Linked DNA regions of Homo sapiens: region 2 is linked to region 1. A link is an interaction called in ENCODE POLR2A ChIA-PET data of the cell type or tissue named here. Cell type or tissue: PC-9. All regions are shown on one strand. Links, peaks and the distances in the headings refer to the core of each region. The heading gives the core; the rest is flanking DNA.

What was found. ChIA-PET counts read pairs that join two places held together with the same protein. Peaks named below come from ENCODE experiments on the same cell type or tissue, not always from the same donor. Only the 100,000 strongest peaks of a DNase experiment are listed, where the experiment ranks them.
Region 2: POLR2A ChIA-PET joins it to region 1 with 6 read pairs; 1 of 35 experiments calls an interaction of 5 or more read pairs at or near these places.

What each region holds. Positions count from the first base shown.
Region 1 is chr9:38,030,777-38,034,776 of GRCh38, forward strand. The region is part of intron 1 of SHB (SH2 domain containing adaptor protein B); the gene reads right to left. Among named protein-coding and RNA genes, the nearest start is that of SHB, 36 kb to the right of the region's middle. RefSeq lists an enhancer at 1,296-1,797. In PC-9, for the core only: no CTCF peak of the experiment used is centred there; a DNase peak (open chromatin) is centred at 1,755; H3K27ac peaks cover 3,264 bases.
Region 2 is chr9:37,407,994-37,414,825 of GRCh38, forward strand. It overlaps LOC105376035 (a long non-coding RNA gene), which reads left to right. Exons shown (of 4, transcript XR_007061479.1): 2 at 1,107-1,363. LOC124902154 (a long non-coding RNA gene) reads right to left here and starts at 1,085. Exons shown (of 4, transcript XR_007061481.1): 1 at 899-1,085; 2 at 578-675. RefSeq lists enhancers at 1,246-1,665, 2,151-2,942, 2,720-2,769, 3,690-3,739, 4,525-5,315. In PC-9, for the core only: CTCF peaks have their summits at 3,082 (motif pointing left) and 3,281; a DNase peak (open chromatin) is centred at 4,938; H3K4me3 peaks cover 1,165 bases; H3K27ac peaks cover 2,212 bases.

The sequences.
Region 1 (4,000 bases), core at 1-4,000:
CAGAAGTTTCCATGGGGAGCTTGAGGCCCAGACTGTAATCCCCTCCTCTTGCCAGCAGGGCACCATTAGCTAAGTCATTCTATCAGCTCCTCAATTTCCCCATCTGTAGAATGGGTAGAGTGGGTTGTTAGGGCCAGAATCCTGGATTTCATGGACTACTATACAAAAAAATTATACAAAAAAAAAAGGGGGGAAAGACAAGATCACGCACACTAAAAGAACCCAACCGCCATCTGTCTTCACCCACATTTTATGAAGGAAAGGGCTGGGCATGGTGGCTCATGCCTTTAACCCCAGCACTTTGGGAAGCCAAGGTGGGAGCATCACGAGGTCAGGAGATAGAGACCATCATGGCCAACCATGGTGAAACCCCGTCTCTACTAAAAATACAAAAATTAGCTGGGCGTGGTGGTGTGTGCTTGTAATCCCAGCTACTTGGGAGACTGAGGCAGGAGAATCGCTTGAACCCGGGAGGCAGAGGTTGCAGTGAGCCGAGATCTCGCCACTGCACTCTAGCCTGGTGACAGAGCGAGAGACTATGTCTCAAAAAACAAAACAAAACAAAATCAAACGAAAAAAGATAAAGACAATAACAATTTAACAGTAAAAAGGTAAAAAGGAAATTGAGAATAAAGCATAGTCCTTTAAGGTGAGTAAGTTTAGCTTCATAAGAAACCCCTAACCGTCCATTTTTCTAATTTCATTGGAGATCACCATGCTTTCTAGGGAAGCATTACCCCAGGTGAGTGTTTCAGTCCTTTTAGTATTACTTTAGAAACCAAGCCTTCCTATGATGTCAATGGTCTGGTGTGCATGTTATTGCTTAAGAGCACTGACTTTTCCAGACCCTCTTCCCACCCTGTGTCCCTTCCGCTTTAAGGGGACATCTGAGACCATCACGGGAGCTGGTTTCCATGAAACACCAACACAGCACTTGACAACGGCTGTATGAATCGGGCCCAGAATGGCCCTTATTTATTAATGCACATTGTAAAATCTCCTTCCAAATGCAAAGTCATAAATCACCTGCCACTGGAAACATTCTATCCTGAAAGGGAGGCAAAGGTATCTTGAACTGAATCCCAGACTTACCCATTTCAAAAGAGCAAACTTTGATCCACTGCTGATGAGTAAATCAAGGGGAGGCAGGCCCCTTGCTGATAACTTGGCTATCACAAGACACCTCAACCTACCACCCAGCTTTCTCTCTTCACCCACTTCTCTGTGAAGACCTGGGACCGGGCAGGACTCATGGGGGCTGAGTCCCAGAGCCTGGGATCCTCCAGTGCCAGGGCCCGAGAACCTCGGACCAGACCCTCCAAGCGCCTGAGTGTTCTAGAGGACTAGAACAGGCAGGAGGCTAAGGGACGATGCTTACAGAGGGGGCACCGCCTAGAGAGCACCTTCTCTACAAGCCAGGCTCTTGGCTCTGTGCTTTCACGTACATCATCGTATTTCATCCTTCCTAATCACCTCATTTTCAGATGAGAAAACCGAAGCTCAGAAATGTCTAGGAACCCTGCCAAGGCCTCAGAGCACAGAAGGCTACGCAGGTTTCAACCCAGGCCAGCGTCACCCCAAAGCTCTGGCTCTCCTGGGCTACCTACAGCCTGTTGTATGAGTTTCTAAGTCCAGGCTCCTTCTGGGCAACAGGAAGAGATCTCTGAAGGGAAGTTTGACAGGAAGAAGCAGCAGCTTTGCCAGCTTGGCTCAGTTGCGCCAACCGTGAGCAAAGGCCACCTGACAACTCCCTTAAGTCAGCTGAGTGCTGGAAGTCTCCCTTCCCCTTCCTCAGCTGCCCTGTGACTCCGGCACACCTGCAACCTGCCCTGCCCGGGCCACACCTGGGGAAGCAGTGCTTCCGCCTGCAGCCTTTGAAGCCTGGCTTCCAGCTCTCCTCTCCCTCCACCCTGTACCAGCCGTATCCCTCCTGCCTGGGGGATCCTACTTCCCCACATACCAAAGCCAGTGCAGCGTGGCACAGTCCTTGTCTTCAAGTTACACAGAATGAGCACCAGCGTTGTTTTGAAGTTGTCCCCATGGAGAGGCCCCGGACCCCAACACCAAACCTCTGCACATGGAAGCATACCCGTGCCAGGCAGAGGAGGGAATGACAGCCAGAAGGAAAACCTGCTTCTCTAGAAAGAGTGAGCCCTGGTACTGGGCCCAGTATGCACTAAGTACTAAGTGCTAAAATATGCTGGCTGTTGTTATTTTCAAACATGACTGTAAAGAAAACCTGATTTTTCTCATCAGAACCAGCAAGAAAATGGAATTTTATGGTAGAAGTGGTTCCATTTTCATCTGGTTAGGGTGAGACCAGCTGAATTAGAAAACCAAGCATCCACAATGCAGTGAGGACTGGACGATCTAAGGAGATGAGGCGGCCCTCAGGGTCAGCATGGTTAGCCTGCAATCACCCTCAAAGCAGGTGCTGGCTCCAATGGGGCATCTGGGAATAATTTAAAGCCTATGCTTTCCTAAGATAAAAGTGAGCACCCCATCACCTCTATGGGTGCCCCATGATCATGCCCATTTATCAGGGATAACACCAGTGACTGGGGCCAGCCAATTCGGGGAGGGGGCCCTTCCAACCCACAGATCCCAGAAAAATGTACTCCTTGGAGACATTTAAACCAATACCCCAGCTGGTGCGGTGGCTCATGCTGGTAGAATTTGGGAAGATCACTTGAGCCCGCGAGTTCGAGACCAGCCTGGACAATATAGGGAGACCCTGCCTCCACAAAAAATAAAAATTAAAATTAATCCAATGCCCTAGTTGACCAATCATTTCGGAAGGGCTTGGAGAGGGTCCACCTGAGTGGTCTCGTTACACTCCCCCTCCCCATATTTTTGTTATGCCCATCCTCTGATCAGTGGGCAACAGGATAAAACAGGTGGTCCCGAGTTTCCCATCTATCCTGGGTCCCACAACTAGAGCTGTTGCAGCCCCAGCCTCTCCATAACTCTCAGTCTTATGGACTGGCTCACGCAGGCCTGCTTGGTGAGTAAGGCAGGAAAGGCCCTCAAAGCTGTCCACAGCCTTTCCTACCCAGGAAAAAACTGCTGTAAAATCCTGACACCCCCCCAGCACCACCTCCTGGATTTAAGAAGGGGGAGGTGGCTTGGGTTTTAAAAAGAAAATTGGATTCCCATTCATGAATTACCCACACCGAGGGCACTTAACAGGTGAAACGGGTTCTGCCATTGATGAATGAGCTCGGGTAATAACGGGGCTCACCCTTCGCCATTAAAAATATTAACCTCATTCCTGGCCCAGCGATGTCATAAACCCAGGGCCCCTGAAGCTCTCTCTCATGGCCACACTTCCCATCTGCCTGGTGAGGGAGTTCAATGTGCACCTCTCACCCTGCGGGCAAGCCCTTTGGGAAGTGTACTAACGCCCCTCATAAAACCAACTGCAGGTAGACAGGAGGAAGAAATAATGTAATAACTTGCCACCTGTATGCAAGAATTCAGAGGCCTCCACTGCCTGGGACCTTTACTAAAGTGATGCAGTGCTCATGTGGTCTAACACAGCTTCCCACAGCCAACCTGACCACAGGCTGCAAGGACAGTGATAATGATGTTATGATCCACCATGAGAGAGGAGACTGTCTCCCTCTACTCTGTACAACCAAAGGACCAATGGAGAATCACGTCCAGCTCTTTGGGAGGTCCCCTGTGGCAGGGAGCTCACTACCTCCCCAAATACTCTGTTATACTTTGAATAGCTCTGTCTGATCATTCTTCCTGAAATTGAGTTGAAATCTTTTTGAGAACTTCTACTGGTTGGTTCTCATTCTGTCCTCTGATCCCACAGAACACGCCTGCATCCTGTGCCAGGGGTTGACCACTGTCTTGCATGCCCCCAACAGATACCCCTGAATCTTCTCTAGTACTTCATGTTTTTGGTTTGTTCATTTGTTTGTTTTATTGAGACGCAGTCTCGCTCTGCCACCCAGGCTGGAGTGCAGTGGTGCGATCTCAGCTCACTGCA
Region 2 (6,832 bases), core at 2,737-6,736, 620 kb before region 1:
TTCCTGGGTCAAGCAATCCTCCCACCTCAGCCTCCCGAGTAACTGGGACTACAGGCATGCGCCACCACACCCGGCTAATTTTTGTATTTTTAGTAGAGGTGGAGTTTCGCCATGTTGCCCAGGCTGGTCTCAAACTCCTGACCTCAGGTGATCCACCCACCTTGGCCTCCCAAAGTGCTGGGATTACAGGCGTGAGCCACCATGCCCGGCTGACACTGTACTATTTCTGCATGGCATTCTCCAGCATTGGGCACTATTATTTTGTTTTGTTTTTCATTCTAAACAAATAGGATGTCTAACAACCAAGTTTGTAGCTCCAGGCCTTGAGATCCATTTGTAAGAGTGGGGAAGAAGGAGGCAAAGTAATATATGTGCTAGCTAATAATTACATGTTCTGCTTATTAAGAATTTACTTTCTTTTGGGCCGGGCGCGGTGGCTCACCGCGGATTACAGTGCCTGTAATCCCAGCACTTTGGGAGGCTGAAGCAGGTGGATCACCTGAGTTCGAGACCAGCCTGGTCTAACATGGTGAAACCCCGTCTCTACTAAAAATACAAAAATTAGCCGGGCACGCACCTGTAATCCCAGCTACTCAAGAGGCTGAGGCAGGAGAATCGCTTGAACCTGGGAGGCGGAGGTTGTAGTAAGCTGAGATCACGCCACTGCACTCCAGCCTGGGCGACAGAGCGAAAAAAAAAAGGAATTTACTTTTTTCTTCCAGGCCCTATGCCAAGCACTTGTGTTATCTCATTTATCCTTGGATCCTTTTAATATGGGGGTTCAGTTACCCCCATATTACAGACAAGGAAACTGAGGTGCAGATCCCAGAGAGGGGGAGAGAGAGAGCACCATTCTGGTATGTAGCAGGGGGAGTCAGAGAACAAAAATCGGACTGACTGATAAGAGGCAAAGGCACTGGTGCAGGCTCTTCCCCAGCTTCCAGCTCTTTCAACCTTCTGGGCCTCGACTCTGCCCTAAGGAGAGGCTGAGGACCAGGTGATGGGCACCAATGTGTGGCTTCTTCACATCCCACAGGCCGGACCCCCTGGGCCTCACCTTCCAGTGAGGGAAGAGAGAGGTGACTGCCTTTTCTTTCTCTGCACAGAGCAGCAGGGGAGTCGTGACCCCCAGGGGCTCAGTAGAGCATGAGCCTGGCCATTGCCAAGCGGCCCGCCCATGCGTGCTGTGGTTACACGGTCTTCATGCTGGCTGGGGAGCCCCGAGAACTCGGGTTTGGTTCGTCCTCCAAACACGTGAACACGTGTTGAGCACTGACTGTGAATTCGGCAGCTGTGATGGGGGCTGAACTCAGGGCCAAGGAGCCAGGCTCCACTCCACTGTGACACCAGGTGTGGGGCTCGGGTAAGTCACCTCTGTGGCCTCTGACCGCAGTTTCCTTATCTGTAAGATGGGGATGGTGATGACTACCTCGGAAGGTTGTTGTAAGGCTTAAATGAGAAGATGGGCGTGTCTGAGGCCAGCATGGGGCCCTGTAAAGTGTGAGCAGAAAGGGGCTCTCCAGGTGCACTCCGGGTATGACTCAGGCGCCCGCTAGGATGCTCACTGGCCCGGCACTGACATCCAGAATGGACCACAAGGGAGAAAGTGGCAGGCTAGCAGGAGGGAGGCACTTTCACTAGGGGCTGGGAAGGGTCCTGGGAGGGCTTCCTGGAGGAGATAGTGTTTGCACCAAATGAAAACCGGTTCTATTCAGTGATGAGACTTGCTGCCTGCAGCTAGAACTTCCATTTAAAAACTGGACAGAAGACTTCCCCCAGGAGGTAACTTTAGACTGACTCCTGCACCTAGAGAGGGCATCCTTAGAGCATCTTAGGGGAAATCTGCCCACCCCTATGTATTTTCTTTTCTTTTTTTCTTTTCCTTTTTTTTTTTTTTTTTTTGAGACTATATCTCTCTCTGTTGCCTAGGCTGGAGTGCAGCAGTGTGATCATGGCTCACTGTGGCCTCTACCTCCTGGGACCAAGCAATCCTCCTGTATCAGCCTCTGGAGTAGCTGGGATTACAGGCATGCACCACCACACCTGGCTAATTATTTAGTTTTGGTAGAGATGGGGTCTCACTATGTTGCCCAGACTTCCCTCTGTCAATGACAGACATAATTCAATCATTCATTCATTCAATAAATATTTATTGAGCACCTACTAGGAGGTGCCAGGCATTGTTCTTGGTACTGGAATTATGGCAGCGAATGAAACAAAGCCCCTGCTCTCAGAGCTTACATCCTGGTGGGCATGGAGGGAAACTAGACAATAAACAGAGAAATAAAGATGTATCAGATTGGTGGAGTGTCCAGGGCTAGATGAGGCAGAGTGAGGGAGGGGGAGAAGGACCAGTGGGCAGGAAGTGGTGCCATCAGGGAAGCCAGTGAAGGGCCACCCTTTGAGTGACATCTGTAGGACATGAGGCTCAGACCCTGTGGACCTGGGGGGAGTGGAGAATGTTCCAGGCAGGGGAACAGCTGGTGCAGGAGGTCTGAGTGCTGGGCAGAGGGGATCCCAGGCGGGATCCCAGGAAAGCTGGAGACAGAGGGAGGGAGGTCAGAGGCGGTGGTGTCGGCCTCTGTGGGCCGTGATTAGGACCCTGGCCTTACCCGGAGGGAGACAGGAGCCTTTGGAGAGATCCCTTACTGGAGCAGAGGCTTGGCTCTGGCTGTCCGTGAGAAGGGACTGGAGCAGGCCCAGGGCAGAAACAGTGGGGCAACCAGGAGGCTGGGGCAGAGGGGCCTCAGCTTGGACCAGGTGCAGGCGACGGAGCTGGGCTGGGGGACGAGATAGGCTTCTGGGTGTGTTTAAAGTTGGAGCCATGAGGATTGGGTGATGAGTTAGACTCCCTACCCCTGAATGCCCTCACAGGACCACAAGGTTCCTGGTGCTCTCACCAAATACCATCTGGAAGCCTCCTCATTCCACAGGTGATTGTGAAAATAAGACCTTAATTGTTTCATTTTGTTTTTTTCCCCCAAAACAAAACCAAATGTAATGACTAAGAAAAGCTCCACTTCCACCTCCAGGGCGCCGCTCCCTCTGGTGGAGGGTTGGCTCCTGATTTAGATGCTTTCTATATATGAATTACAGGGAAAGGGAGGCCTGGGAGCAGGTCCTTCTGGCCAGCTGGGCGGCTCTCAGGGGCTGCCAGGATGCCTGGCTTCTGCCTGAAGTGAGCAGCTCTCAGTCCCTATGGGCCACGCCTCTGCATCATCAGGAGAGGGCTTGGGAGCACACAGGGACTTTGGTCTTTCTCCTGAGAGCAGTGAGGAGCCACGGAATGCGGCAGGCAGGGGAAAGACAAGACCGGATTTGCTTTTTAGAGGAGACCCTTGAGCAACCCCAGGAGATCAGGTTGGAGGAGGCAAGGCCGGAGGCCAAGCGGTCTGGGAGGGGCCTTCAGGGAGGGGAGGAGGGAAGGGAAGTGGGGCCCACTGAAGGCTGGGGAGTAGCTCCCTGGGCTGCCCCCTGTTGGTCATGACTCTGCCCTGGGGCCCAGGCCCGATGTCCACCTCGAGCCTTAGCTCCTGCAGGTGCAGCTAGATGGAGTCTGAGCTGGTGCAGCTATGTGGGGCCTGTTCTGGGCTAGTGACTCACTTCTGAACGGCTTTGGCAGAATGAGGCAGTTCTCCCTTTCACAAAATTCATCACAGTTCAAGCTTTTGGCCCCAAACAGCGGCAGATGACAGAGGGATTTCCTGAGGTGGTTTATGGGACTTTTGCTGAAATGGTAGCATGAACTTCACCTGGGCCTGCAGGGAGCCATCCCCTGCCTCCATCCCCTTGCTCCTCCTTGGCCTGTCCTAAATCAGGGATGGGACCTTGGTCCTTACCCAGAGCAACCTTGGCCTTCAAGCAGCATGCCTGAGCTCCTCCCTCAGGTTCTGCTCAAACCCTTTTTCCTCAGAACCTGCACACCCCGCTGGGTCGTCACACAGCAAGGCCCATGCCTCCTCCTCCAGGAAGCTGCACTCTGCCCAGATCTCCTTGGATGATGCTAACTCATGGGGTGTGGGGAGTGTGGAAGCCCAGCTTCCTTGCCTGGGGTTTCAATAACCCTGAGATGTAACTTGCATTCCAGAGCGGCCCTCGGGATCACAATGAAGCACCTGCCTGCTGGACTTGGCCAGACATGGCACTGTTGGTCTTCCTTCCCTCCCCTCTCCTGCTTCCCACTCCTTTCCTGGTTTATTCTGGGGGCACTTCCTTAATCAATCACTTGCTCACAAATCCTCAGCAGAGAGCCTGCTTCTGGGGACCCGACCCAAGACACAGCTTCCAGGGGTCACTCCTGCTGTTTCTCAGCTTGGACGGATCCTCCTTGACTGCACCCCTATAAAACAGAATGCAACGCAGAGCTTGTCTCCTGGGGAGAAGCTTCCCAGTGGGACCAGTCCTGCACTGAGGTCCCATGACACCTTGGCAGGCCCTGTTCCTGGTGCCCGAAGACTGGCCTCGGTCCTGGGAGGTAGCCCCTCCCCTTGGCTCCACCCACAGTTGAGTCTTTGCACACAAAGTTGTTCTGCCCACCTTGGCTCTTGACTCCACCCCACCTCACAGCCTCTCTGGGCCTCCGTGGCTCCATCTATACAATGAGGGCACAGGCTCTGCCCCTGTGAGCGGTGGTGTGACGCTGGTTCTGGATTCCTGCTCCCAACCTCACCCTGCGGTAGCTGAGCCAGGACCTCTGGAAAAGAGGAGCCCAGCTTGTTCAAGAATGAACAGCTGGGTCCTGGCTCAGAGAATCAACCATTCTGGCTGTTACAACTCATTACTAAATCCCAGCTATGCCCTGAGGAGGATTAAGGAAACTGCTCCGGTAAAAAATCCCCAACAGAAAGAATGCACTCCCTCCCAGGGAGCCCTAGAAATCTGACCACGGTCATCTTCTCCTGGCGGTCTCTAACCAATGCACATTCCGGGTGTTTGCGTGCCAGAGGGGCCAGCTGGGCATCTGCGCGATTGGCCAATGCCTGGCAGAAAAGCAGCCCAGGGTGCTAGCTTTCTGATTCACGGGCAGGACTTCAGGTAATGCCAGCTGCTGAGGGAGTTTCGTTAGGCTGCATCGCCCCAGGGAGGAAACCTGAGGCTGGATGGCAAGAAGCCTGGACAGGGCACTGCTCTGCCTCGAACTTGCTGGTGACCCAGGCAGGGCACTGTCCCCTGTTAACTCTCAGCTTTCCTACTTAAAAACTGGGAATGGTATCCCCATTTACAGGGATGTACTCACTTACACAGAATATGTCTATAGAGTGTTCACCCTGTGGGGACCCATGTTGGGCACTGGAACCATGAAAAGGCTTGGACCCTACCCTGTCCTTGCCCTGTGTCGCTCCCAGGCTTGAAGCTGGGAAGGTTAAAGGAGAGGGTCCGAGGGAGAAGTGGGGTATGTATGTGGGGGCCACATTAGCACAAAGCCAGAGGCCTGCAACCATGATGCCTTGAGGCTATGGATGAATAAGCAGATGTAGCTGAAGGAGCCACTGGGGTTGGCTGGCAGGTCAGGACAGGGCAGCCATGAGGGTTGTGGTCACATGCCTCAGTGTTACTGTCTTAATCTATTTTCCGCTGCTATCACAGAATACCGCAGACTGGGTAACTTATACAGAAAATAACTTTATTTGGCTCATGGTTCTGGAGGATGGGAAGTCTAGAAAAATAGTGCCAGCATCTGGAGAGAGTCATCCTGTGGCACAAGGCATCACATGGCCAGCATGCACACAAGACAGAGAGAGAAATGGGGCCAAACTTATCCTTTTATCAGAAGCTCACTCCTGCCATAAGTAATCCACTCTTACAATAACTGCATTAATCTCTTCATGAGGGCAGAGCACCTCATGACCCAATCACCCCTAAAGGACCCATTTCTCAACACTGTCACAATAGCAATTAAATTTTATTTTATTTTATTTTTATTTTTTGAGATGGAGTTTCATTCTTATCACCCAGCCTGGAGTGCAGTGGCACCATTTCGGCTCACCACAACCTCTGCCTCCTGGGTTCAAGCGATTCTCCTGCCTCGGCCTCCTGAGTAGCTGAGATTACAGGCATGTGCCACCATGCCCAGCCACAATTAAATTTCAACAGGCATTTTGGAGAGGACGTTCAAACCACAGCAGTTACCTTCACCTGGATTTGAGTCCAGCTCAAGCGTGGTGACCTTGGGCAGGTCCTTCAGGCAGAAGGACTTGAGGCTCTCTGAGCCGCAGTTATCTTGACTTGAAAGTGAGAATCCTAACAGTGCCCACTTGAAGGCTTGTTGTGGGGTGAACACCACATAGTTTGAAGCCCGATCCTGTCTGAGTAGCGGTGGCTCTCTTGCCCCTCTGAATCTTCCAGGCTGGGGCCCTCTGCTCCCCAGAAGAGCAGACTGAGGGGCTGAGAAAGGGGCAAGTGGCTTTCTGTGTGGGGTGCAAGGCTGCAGCAGGCTGAGTCTGGGGGCAACCCAGGTCTGCTGATGAGCTGTTACCCTGCCCCCCAGGGCCACACCTCACTGGGAGCTGAAGCCTGAGCACATTTCCCAGGGGTCTGGGCTGGCCAAGGGGTCCCGACTGGGCTCTCTGCTACCCTCTGTGGCCAGCTGCTCATGTCTCTTGTACGAGAGCATCAGCTTCCAGCAGTCAGACAAAAGCCCAGGCAGGGCCGGGGTGAAAGCCACACTGCGCCTTGCCTGCTGCGCGTCATCGGAAAATGTTCGCCCCATCTGGGCTTCAGTTTCCATATCTGTATAATGGGCTTCCAGCATGTGCCCTGCCCCACCCCTCACCAAGCACAGACCAGAGGCAGGGCCCCCTCAGAGAGGAGACAGTCAGTCAGATGATCTCTA